Regions from separate parts of the Homo sapiens genome. Here region 1 is linked to region 2. A link is an interaction called in ENCODE POLR2A ChIA-PET data of the cell type or tissue named here. Cell type or tissue: CD4-positive, alpha-beta T cell. All regions are shown on one strand.

Evidence for each region. ChIA-PET counts read pairs that join two places held together with the same protein. Peaks named below come from ENCODE experiments on the same cell type or tissue, not always from the same donor. Only the 100,000 strongest peaks of a DNase experiment are listed, where the experiment ranks them.
Region 1: POLR2A ChIA-PET joins it to region 2 with 5 read pairs; 3 of 35 experiments call an interaction of 5 or more read pairs at or near these places.

The regions. Positions count from the first base shown.
Region 1 is chr1:12,232,363-12,237,362 of GRCh38, forward strand. It overlaps VPS13D (vacuolar protein sorting 13 homolog D), which reads left to right. Exons shown (of 70, transcript NM_015378.4): 2 at 1,829-2,001. The coding sequence starts at 1,905. Among named protein-coding and RNA genes, the nearest start is that of VPS13D, 4.8 kb to the left of the region's middle. In CD4-positive, alpha-beta T cell, no CTCF peak of the experiment used is centred here; no DNase peak of the experiment used is centred here.
Region 2 is chr1:12,176,333-12,181,332 of GRCh38, forward strand. The region is part of intron 1 of TNFRSF1B (TNF receptor superfamily member 1B); the gene reads left to right. LOC124903844 (a long non-coding RNA gene) reads left to right here. Exons shown (of 2, transcript XR_007065466.1): 1 at 1-1,818; 2 at 3,621-3,977. Among named protein-coding and RNA genes, the nearest start is that of TNFRSF1B, 12 kb to the left of the region's middle. RefSeq lists an enhancer at 2,568-3,535. In CD4-positive, alpha-beta T cell, no CTCF peak of the experiment used is centred here; DNase peaks (open chromatin) are centred at 1,729, 1,989, 2,929 and 4,176; H3K4me3 peaks cover 2,228 bases; H3K27ac peaks cover 4,608 bases.

The DNA.
Region 1 (5,000 bases), 56 kb after region 2:
GGGATAGGTGTATCTTCTGGCACTAAGATGAATCACTAGAGGTGGGGCAGCGTGCTTGGAGAGGATCCTGAAAGTAGGCTGGCTCCAGTGGGATGCGTGCCATGGCAAGTCTGTAGTGCCTGGCAGGGTGGCTGATGACTGACATGGTGGATCAGAACAAGATTTGAGGCTCACAGTTTCCACTGGGATCTTCTAGTTGAGCAATCTCAGAACCCAGTTAAACTTTTGTGTCTCAGTTTCCCTCATGTTGACTTTTTGTAATACTAAAATTAGTCTTTTTTTTTTTTTTTTTTTTTTTTTGGTAATACTGGTAAACACCAGTTATTATAACAGGCAGTAGTACCTACAAAATCTAAATACCGTGGCTGGAGCCAGAGGATTTCTGGAGTTTGGGGTTTGTAATAATCGACTAAGATTGTTCATTGTATCAGCGTCATCTGGTGCCCAGGTACCAGTAATGCAGTTCCAGGACATTTAAGAACAGTGATAAAGCACTGTCGCCTCTCTCCCATGTATATTATTTTATAAGTGATCCTCATGAACAAATTTGAGACATTTAATTTGGGCGGCCTAAATGAGGATCATTAAAGAATGTGAATTCTCCCCCCACCCCCAACTTTATTCAGGTTTGTTTCATGAGTTTCTTTTTCTTTTTTTTTTTGAGATGGAGTCTCACTCTGTCACCCAGGCTGGAGTGCGGTGGTGTGATCTTGGCTCACTGCAACCTCTGCCTCCCGGGTTCAAGGGATTCTCCTGCCTCAGCCTCCCGAGTAGCTGGGATTACAGGTGCCTGCCACCATGCCTGGCTAAGTTTTGTATTTTTGGTAGAGACAGGGTTTCACCATGTTGGCCAGGCTGGGTTTGGACTCCTGACCTCAGGTGATCCACCTGCCTCGGCCTCCCAAAGTGCTGGGACTCCAGGCGTGAGCCACCACCCCCGGCCTCTTTCATGAATTTCATTCAGACAATCTCTTACGGCATTTTCTGTCTTAATCTAGGATAAGGTTTCTTAACATTGGCTCTGTTGACATTTGGGTTGGATAATTCTTTGCTGTGGGAGCTGTCTTGTGTGTTGTAGGTTTAGCAGCTTCCGTGGTCTTTATTCACAAGATGCCAGTAGCAGCCCCTAAGTCATGATAAAAAATGCCTCCAGAGATTACTAAATTATGCCCATAGGAGAACCTCTGATCACGGCAGTCTAATCCCAAGGTAAATCAACATAAGCAAGCAATGGACAGTTACACTGAAAAGATAGACAGCTTTGAATTGTAGGTAATTTTTGGTAAATTTAAGAGTGACTATTCCCTGAAGCAGCATCAGAATGTAGGTGTTTTGGTTTGGCCCTCCAGTTACTGATGGGGACATCTTACAGAGCTTCTTGCCTCATCTTTTAAAACATCTGCAGCCGGGCGCAGTGGCTCATGCCTGTAATCCCAGCACTTTGGGTGGCTGAGGCGGGTGGATCACCTGAGGTCAGGAGTTTGGGACAGGCTGGTCAACATGGTGAAACCCCATCTCTACTAAAAATACAAAAAATCAGCTGGGTGTGGTGGTGGGCAGCTGTCATCCCAGCTACTTGGGAGGCTGAGGCAGGAGAATCGCTTGAACCCGGGAGGCAGAGATTGCAGTGAGCCGAGATTGTGCCACTGCACCCCAGCCTGGGTGACGAGAGCGAAACTGTCTCAAAACAAAAACAAAAACACAAACAAACAAAACCCAACAAAACATCTGTGCTTTGCATTCATCTACCTTCAGGCAGGTAGAGGAGGAAATTGGCTTAGAAAATCATCCTGTTTTTATGTTGATTTTCATTATTTTCCTTTCATAGATTTTTCTGTGACCATGAAAGAGAGAAATAAAGAATGATCCATGATTTCTAAACACCTTTTCCTGAGGATATAGTCATGTTGGAAGGCCTTGTAGCCTGGGTTCTCAATACCTATTTGGGAAAATATGTCAATAACCTGAACACTGACCAGCTCTCAGTTGCACTTCTCAAAGGTGAGTATTTCTCTGGGTGAGATACAGCTTTATAGGTGGCGTTTCTATTTTTGTATTTTTTTTGTTGTCCTGAGAATCATAAAACCTAATGCCCAGATGGCTTTGTACTAAATGTATGTAAAAAGGTCCCATATCATCCTGATGATTTTTCCAGAGTAACTTAAGTTTATAGCTATATTGTTGTAGATTTTAAGGAACTATTAAATATTAAAAAACAAAAACAAAATAAGCTACACTACTGGTGACTGTGCTTAGTCCCAGTTAACTTTTAGCTTTATGAAGCTTTATGGAGGCAGCCACAATGTACCGACAGTGGCATTGACTTTGGCTTCAAATACTGTTTTGTCACTTATTAGCTATGTGAACAATAGCTCATATTGAAATTCCAAGCCTCAGTTTCTTAGACAGAGATAATATACCTCCAGAGGGTTGCTTTAAGGATCAACTGGAATAACATTTAAAGCCCCTAGCCTGCTGGCATATAGTAAGCACTCAATAAAAGTTTTAAAATTGATTATTGTGAGGTGTTCAACAGAATTTCTGAGGTTTTGACTTGCTTAGTAGTAGAGTACCTGAAGCTTCAGACATTTTACCCTTTACAGGCCTAGACTTGGTAAATGCAGTCCCTGATTTGGCATGGGAATTCGAAAACTGCATTTTCTCCCTTTCCTTGTTTTAATTTAAATTCTCTTTGCTCAGCTCAAAATGGAGCTTTTTAACATACGTAGGGAAGAGAAGAAAGTCAGTTTGCCACGTGTGTAAAATCATAGGAAATGGGAAGGAGACTTCAAATACAGTGAAACCTCACCTTTGTGGATGTGAGTTTTGGTAAGTGGACCAGAGCAGGTTAGAGAGAACAGTGACACAGCTGTTTGCGTAGTCTGAGAATAGAGTACCGGTGGTTCACATGTTCCATTAAATGTGTTGCTTTCCGGCCAGGCGCGGTGGCTCATGCCTGTAATCCCAGTACTTTGGGAAGCTAAGGCAGGCGGATCACGAGGTCAGGAGTTTGAGACCAGCCTGGCCAACATGGTGAAACCTGTCTCTACTAAAAATACAAAAATTAGCTGGGTGTGGTGGCGGGTGCCTGTAATCCCACTACTCGGGAGGCTGAGGCAGGAGAATCGCTTGAAACCAGAAGGCGGAGGTTGCAGTGAGCCGAGGTCACACCACTGCACTCCAGCCTGGGCAACAAGAGTGAAACTCCATCGCAAAAAATAAAAAATAAAAAAAAAGTGTTGCTTTTCATGTTTTTCTGACCAAATGATTGTGGCAGCGCTAGGCCATGGGCAGAGCCGTCATGGTCACGCCTCCCCACTCTCTTCCTTTCCTTTCCTATTCTCCTGGTTTTCCTCTTGTCCTGAAACGGGAGCTAAGTGGAAAGTGCGAGTGAGCAGTCTGTCAGGGAAGAGGATGCATTCAAAGTGCAATAGTAGTGTCAAGTTCACCTCTCTGGTCTCTTATTGAAGTTCTCAGACCCACTGTGAAGCTAACTACGTTGTATGACGTATAGATAACAGGGCCTAGAAAGAGAGCTGCAGACCACGACCCTGCTAATCAAAGAGCTGGTTCTGTCAGGAATCATGTGGCAAGAGCATTTGCCAAAGAAATGAGTAAATAGAAATGGATATCTGATGTGTTACAGAGTCGTACTAACATTTCTCAGCAGTTTTAGAATGTATCTTGTAACAACTGTGTTTATCTGGTACTTTAAACTGCTTTTCTGCCCTTATTTCCTTTCTAAAAACATTATTCTTTATGGCTTTTAATGAACCTGTGGAACTTGAAGAATGCTTCTCCGCAGGGTAGAACAATGCTTTTTCTTTTGTAACTGGTGTTAGTATGGTACCCAATGCTTATGGATCCAAAGCACATCACAGAGCGTGGCCAGAACAATCTTGGGGGCATGGAATTGTACTGAGGGAATGGCTTCGTAAAGAAGTTGGTGCTGCTTGTTCGTCTCTGACACAGTTAAGCAGTGTTTGGGAATAGAGAGGGTACTAGATAGGAATGAGAATGTTCTTTCTTTTTTTTTGAGACAGGGTTTCTTTCTGTCACCCAGGCTGGAGTGCAGTGGCGTGATTTCACCTCAATGCCACCTTGACCTTCTGTGCTCAAGCAGTCCTCCTGCCTCAGCCTCCCAAGCAGCTGGGACCACAGGCATGCACCACCACGCCCGGCTAATTTTTATATTTTTTTGGTAGAGATGGGGTTTTGCCATGTTGCTCAGGCAGCTCTTGAACTCCTGAGTTCAAGTGATCCTCCCACCTGGGCCTCCCAAAGTGCTGGGATTACAGGCATGTTCCACTGCACCCGGCCGAGAATGTCATTTCAATCCATCTACTGATATTTACTGTTCTAGATGCTTTGGGAGATGCAAAGAGGACTGAAATAGTGGTCAAGGGTATTGATTTTTTTAGCTAAACTATGTGTTTGAATCCCAGTTCTTCCATTTACCAGTAACCTGGGTAGGTTATCAGTTTCTTCATGCTTCACTCTCCCTTTTTGTAAATTGGAGATAATATTAACTATCTCGTAAGGTTCTGAGGACTAAGAAATTAATGTGGGTCAGAGAGCTTAGAGCTGTTCTTGGCATATTGTAGGCTCTCAGTCAATGTTAGTTATCATCCATCCTCATGATCATCAGTGTATGATTGGATTGGCTGATGGAGTGGACTTCAAAGAGATTGTGTGTGTGTGTATATATATATCTGTGTATGTATATATATATGTGTGTATGTGTGTATATATATATATCTGTGTGTGTATATATATGTGTGTGTGTATATATATGTAGATTGCATCCACATATGAAAAGTAACAAAATGCAAAGTAACATGAGTGTTTAAGAATGGAGATAGCATTTAAAGACAAATAAAAAAAATACAAAGTAACATGGGAGGATCACCTGAAGCCAGGAGTTCAAGACTAGCCTGGGCAATATGGTGAGATCCCTTTTCTACAAAAAAAAAAAAAAAAATTAGCTGGGTATGGTGGCG
Region 2 (5,000 bases):
AGGCTGTAAGTTTAGGGCCAGTTTATGGAGGAGTAGTACCAATTACATTGAGAAAACTGTAGCAACTATAATTTGGGAGGAATTTTCTAAATACTTTACATGTGTTATTTAATCTTCCCATCAGCCCCAGGAGGTATGTGCATTTATCAGTCCCATTCTACAGATGAAAAGACTGAGGTCTATGAACTCCTTTATTTAAAAACAAAACAAAACCCCCTCAAGGCTGCCTGCTAAGAGGGGAGGAGTGTGGATTCAAGCCAGCATCCTTATTCCAGTGTCCATGCTCTCAGCCACCACACACACACTCCTATCAGGAGTTGGGGCAGTGGGGAGCCATTATAGTTTTTGAGCAAGAGAGTGACAGGGCAAAGATCACTGTGGCCTCAGTGTGAAGCACAGATGAGATGGAGAGACTGGAGGCAGGGAGGCCCATGAGGAGGCTGTCAACATGGTTCAGGTGACAGCTCTGGGTTGGTGAAGAAGCAGAGAACAGGAAGGAAGGGGCGAGAGGCTTGAGGGAGGAGGAGGAAGCCTTTGGACTGGGCCGTGGATATAGGGTGGGAACATAGGAGGTGAGGAGCATGCTCTCTCCACCTGCTTTTTGCAACATGCGGCCTCTCTGGCCTTAGCTCTGCCTGTCCTGAGCCCTGAGCCCTGAGCCCAATGGACCGATTCTGTTTTTTTTTTGAGATGGAGTCTTGCTCTTGTTGCCTAGGCTGGAGTGCAGTGGTGTGATCTTGGCTCACTGCAACCTCTGCCTTCTGAGTTCAAGCGATTCTCCCACCTCAGCCTCCCAAGTAGCTGGGACTACAGGCGTGCCCCACCACGCCTGGCTAATTTTTTGTATTTTTTTTAGTAGAGATGGTGTTTCGCCATGTTGGCCCGGCTGGTCTTGAACTCCTGACCTCAGGTGATCCACCTGCCTTGGCCTCCCAGAGTGCTGGGATTACAGGCGGGAGCCACCGTGCCCGGCCCCAGTGGACTGATTCTGGTCAGTGTCAACCCCATTTGTCCCTGGAGCTTTTGCAGTCGGTCACAGGGCCAGCCCGGTCCTGGTCACCGCTGGCTGGTTACCCCGGCTGGGTTGGGCAGGAGTCTGGGCAGGGCTGGTTGCTCATCTCAGGTATGAAATTGGCTGCACCCCCACTAGTGTGGGGGAGCAGGATTCCAGGGCCTGCCTGGCGCTGCTACCCCTGTGCCTCCAGACCCCTCGAGCTCCTCCCAGACCTTTGGCTTCGTTGACTGTGAGGTGAAAACAAAAGGGCTGCTCTCTGTCACTTCCCCTAGGGGCGGGCAGATGCTGGCAGGGCACAGAGAGCCGAGGGCTAAGAGCTGACATTTAGCCTGGCTACTCAGGAGACTGAGGCAGGAGAATCGCTTGAACCTGGGAGGCGGAGTTTGCAGTGAACCGAGATCGCGCCATTGCACTCCAGCCTGGGTGACAGGGTGAGATTCTGTCTCCAAAAAAAAAAAAAAAAGAAGAGCTGACATTTAGCGGGTGCTTCTTGGGTGCAATGCGCAAGAGACCGATGCATTAACTACACAGAGTGCCCTTCCTTGTCACAGCTACCTGGGGGCAGGGGAACATCATCCCCATTTTACAGAAGAGGCCTTTGAAGCACAGAGATTAACTGACGTACTTAGGGTTTTGCAGCTCACTAGAGGCAGAGCCAAGACTCCACCCCAGGTGGCCAGGCTCCTGAGCGCTATGCCTACCTCACCCTCCAATGAGGTGGTGGTGGAGGAGACCGTGAGCCGCTGTCACCTGAACACTGGTGCACTCAGTCTGCTGCTCTGAGGACGCCGCCCCCTCTCTTTGTAAGTCCATTTCCTGCCCATTTCTCATGCTAGCTCCAGCTCATTTCAACTAATTGAAAATTAAAACTTTGCTTCTGTTGAGCAATTCGGCATCGATGAGACGCCAGCTGTGGGCTGTGTGCTGGCTGTGTGTAGGGTGATGAGTAGCAGAAGCACGGGTGACACTGAGCTCTTTCCACTGCCGGGCACGGTGCCAAGCACGCCACGTATACTGACTTCATGAATCATAAAGCCCTGTGAAGGGGGCACTGTTTCTGTCGCCATTTTATAGATGATAAAGTGGAGGTGGGGGAATGGCAGAACTGGGATCAAAGCCCACGTGTCTGTGTCTGGCTCAGCGCCCATACAAGGGTGTCAAGGTTGCGGGGAGGCACGAGGGAACCAATAATTAACCAAAACTGGTCGGGTGTGGGCAGTATAGAGATGCACCCGGGTTGTCACAGGAGCCCCTAGGAGGGACCTCTGACCTCCCTGAAATGATGGCAGAGGGAACTCTTGAAAGAAGCTGAGAAGTCAGCACTGCCAGGTCGGGGGTGGCGGGTCAGGACGTTTGGGCAGAGGCAGCAGCAGTACGGGCATGGAGAAGGGGGCGGAGGAGCCAGGTGCTGCTTTGTGTTGTGACAGCAACAGGTGAGTGATGAATACAGGTGGGAGATGCTGGCAGGGGCTAAGGAGGTTGCGCAGGTGGTGGCAGCCGCTGGAAGCTTTTAAGGAGAGTCAGGCTTGATTGTAGGAAGGGGGCTTAGGTCCATCTGAAAGGGACAGAAGGCTGGGAACCAAGACCAAGGAGCCTGCAGCTGGCAGGAGATGCTGAGGGCAGCGAGGAGGAGGGGTCGTGGGAGATGGAGCAGGCGACATCAGCAGGCCCCTTGGAGGGTGACGGTGGGAGAGGCTGGGGCGTCTCTCATTAGACTCAGGGTTCCTTGCAGGCAGGGACCATGCCCGGCGTCTTTGTACCCTGGCATTTAGCACAAAGCCTGGCTCCAAGAACCGGATACCAGCCCAGTCTTCCTGTCTGCCCCCAGCTCATTTCTAAAGCAACATCACAGGCAGCGAGTCGGGAGTGGGATGTGTCACCCCCGGGTTGCCTGCCTGTGATGTGGTCAGTCCTTCCTAACGCAGATGCCATTCCTCTCCGTGACGGCAGACGGGCCTCCGCTGTCACTGGCCCTGGCGTTGCTGTGACGACCTGGCCTGATGTAGCTGCACCCTGCAGTCCATGGGGCTCCTGTGAACCCCCAAGGTTGAGACCCAAATGCCTCTGCTGCCTCCCACCACGCCCTAGGGGCCCCGCGACCCGCCATGCAAATGACGTGGTTTCCGCATTGCTTGAAGAGGGTTTCCTCTGTGTGGGGGTCCCTGGGTCCTTGGGCAGATACCTCTGCCCCTCCCCACAGCTTTGGCCCCTGCCCTAAGACCCTGGAGACCCTTTTGCCTGGGAGAGTCACTGAACCACCTGCCCCTGCTCACAGTGTGTTCACAGAAGAGTCACTCCCCTCTGTGGGCTCCTTGTCTGTAAAATGAGGGAGCAGGACAAGATCACAGGGTACAAAACTGTCAGAGGGCACAGAGGCTGATGTTGCTGCCATCAGCTCCTGGAGTGCCGCTCACTGGCTGCATGACCTTGGACAATTTGCACGAAATCTCCCAAGCCTCAATGTCTGCATCTGTAAAATGGATCATCCTGACCTCATTGCGTTAGTGCTAGGATAAAATAAAGAGAAGGTATATGAACGTGCCCAGCACTGTGCCTGCACACAGTAGGTACTTTTCCTGGATCTGAACAGTCTCTGTTCTTCCAGCTCTGTGTAAAGGCTTGATCTCGACCCCTAAAGCCTGAAGCTTCTCCCTGTGGCCACCTCCCCACCGCATCATCTTCCGTTCTCAGCGGGTAGATCCCTGCCCAGGGGGGACCCCCTGGGGAAGGCTGGGAGCATGACCTCTTCCCAAGGGTACGGCATCTAAAAGGGATCTCCGGAACATTGAAAAGCCATGAAGGCCGGGCACAGCGGCTCACGCCTGTAATCCCAGCACTTTGGGAGGCTGAGGGAGGAGGATCGCTTAAGGCCAGGAGTTCAAGACCAGTCTGGACAACATAGCAAGACCCGGTCTCTTTCTATAAATGAAAAAATAATAATAAAGCCATGAAGATCCCCAAAGAAGGCTGTGCTAATGGCGGCCGGAAGAGCAGAGGGCACCACAGATGCCGTGCTTTCAGCTTTTTCCTTCTCCTCCAGGCCTCCCTTCTTTCCTTCCTCTCTCGCTATTTATAAATAAGAGAAGGCATTGAGGGCCCCCACCTCGGGTACTTGCAGGGCCTTGGCCTGGGAACAGGACAAGCAGCAAGTCAGTTGACCCGGGGTTGCTCAATTCCCCAAGAGCTGACGCAAACTCCAGAATCAGACCTGCCCTGGCCACCTGGCCCTGCCCCTTACCAGCTAAGGGCTCCAGCAGAGTCCTAGTCTTGAGCGAATCTTATACCTGCAGCCCTGTCCACCAGCTGTGCTTCCTGAGTCCTCCAGGGTGAGGGGGCGTGGGGTCAGAAGAGAGGGGACGGTGTGCAGGGAGGGTGGAACCTGACTGACCGGGTCAGCCTTACTCTTCCAGCGGGGTCTTTTCTTCCTGGAGCTCGGCCCTCGGCAGCTCTCAGAAGCTCACCTTCTTGCAGGCTCTCACAGCCGCATCGTCCTCTGGCTGGGCTGCTCACAGACCCCGGCCCCTGGGTTTTGTCCACTCACCCAGACTCTGTTTTGGGGTCACATTACCCTTCCAGTGTTCCTCTGAGCAAAGTCCCTGTGAGTTAGCCCAAGGTCCCTGTCAAGGAGGACCACATCTGGCCTGTTGCACTCTTCTCCTTTGCCCCACCGAAGCCTCTGTCACACTGTCACAGCAGCGGGCCTGCCATGGTCTCCCCATGTAAGGCTTCCTGAGGAACGGGCCTGGTGCCAGCCTGGGGGTGAACTGCCAGCCCCAGGAGTCACAGGTCAGCTTCCCCACACTTACCCTGGAGGCAGGATGGAGGCCCCCTCCTTTGCAAGGCCCACACGGGCCATCTAACACCCCACTAAAGCCGGGCAGTTCGCTGCCCTGGGGTGTGTTCTCGCCTTGCCAGTTCTTGGCTAAAACCAAGGCAGGAAGAGCCCAGTTCCCATGTTCTGTAACATGGGTCTATGACCAGGGCC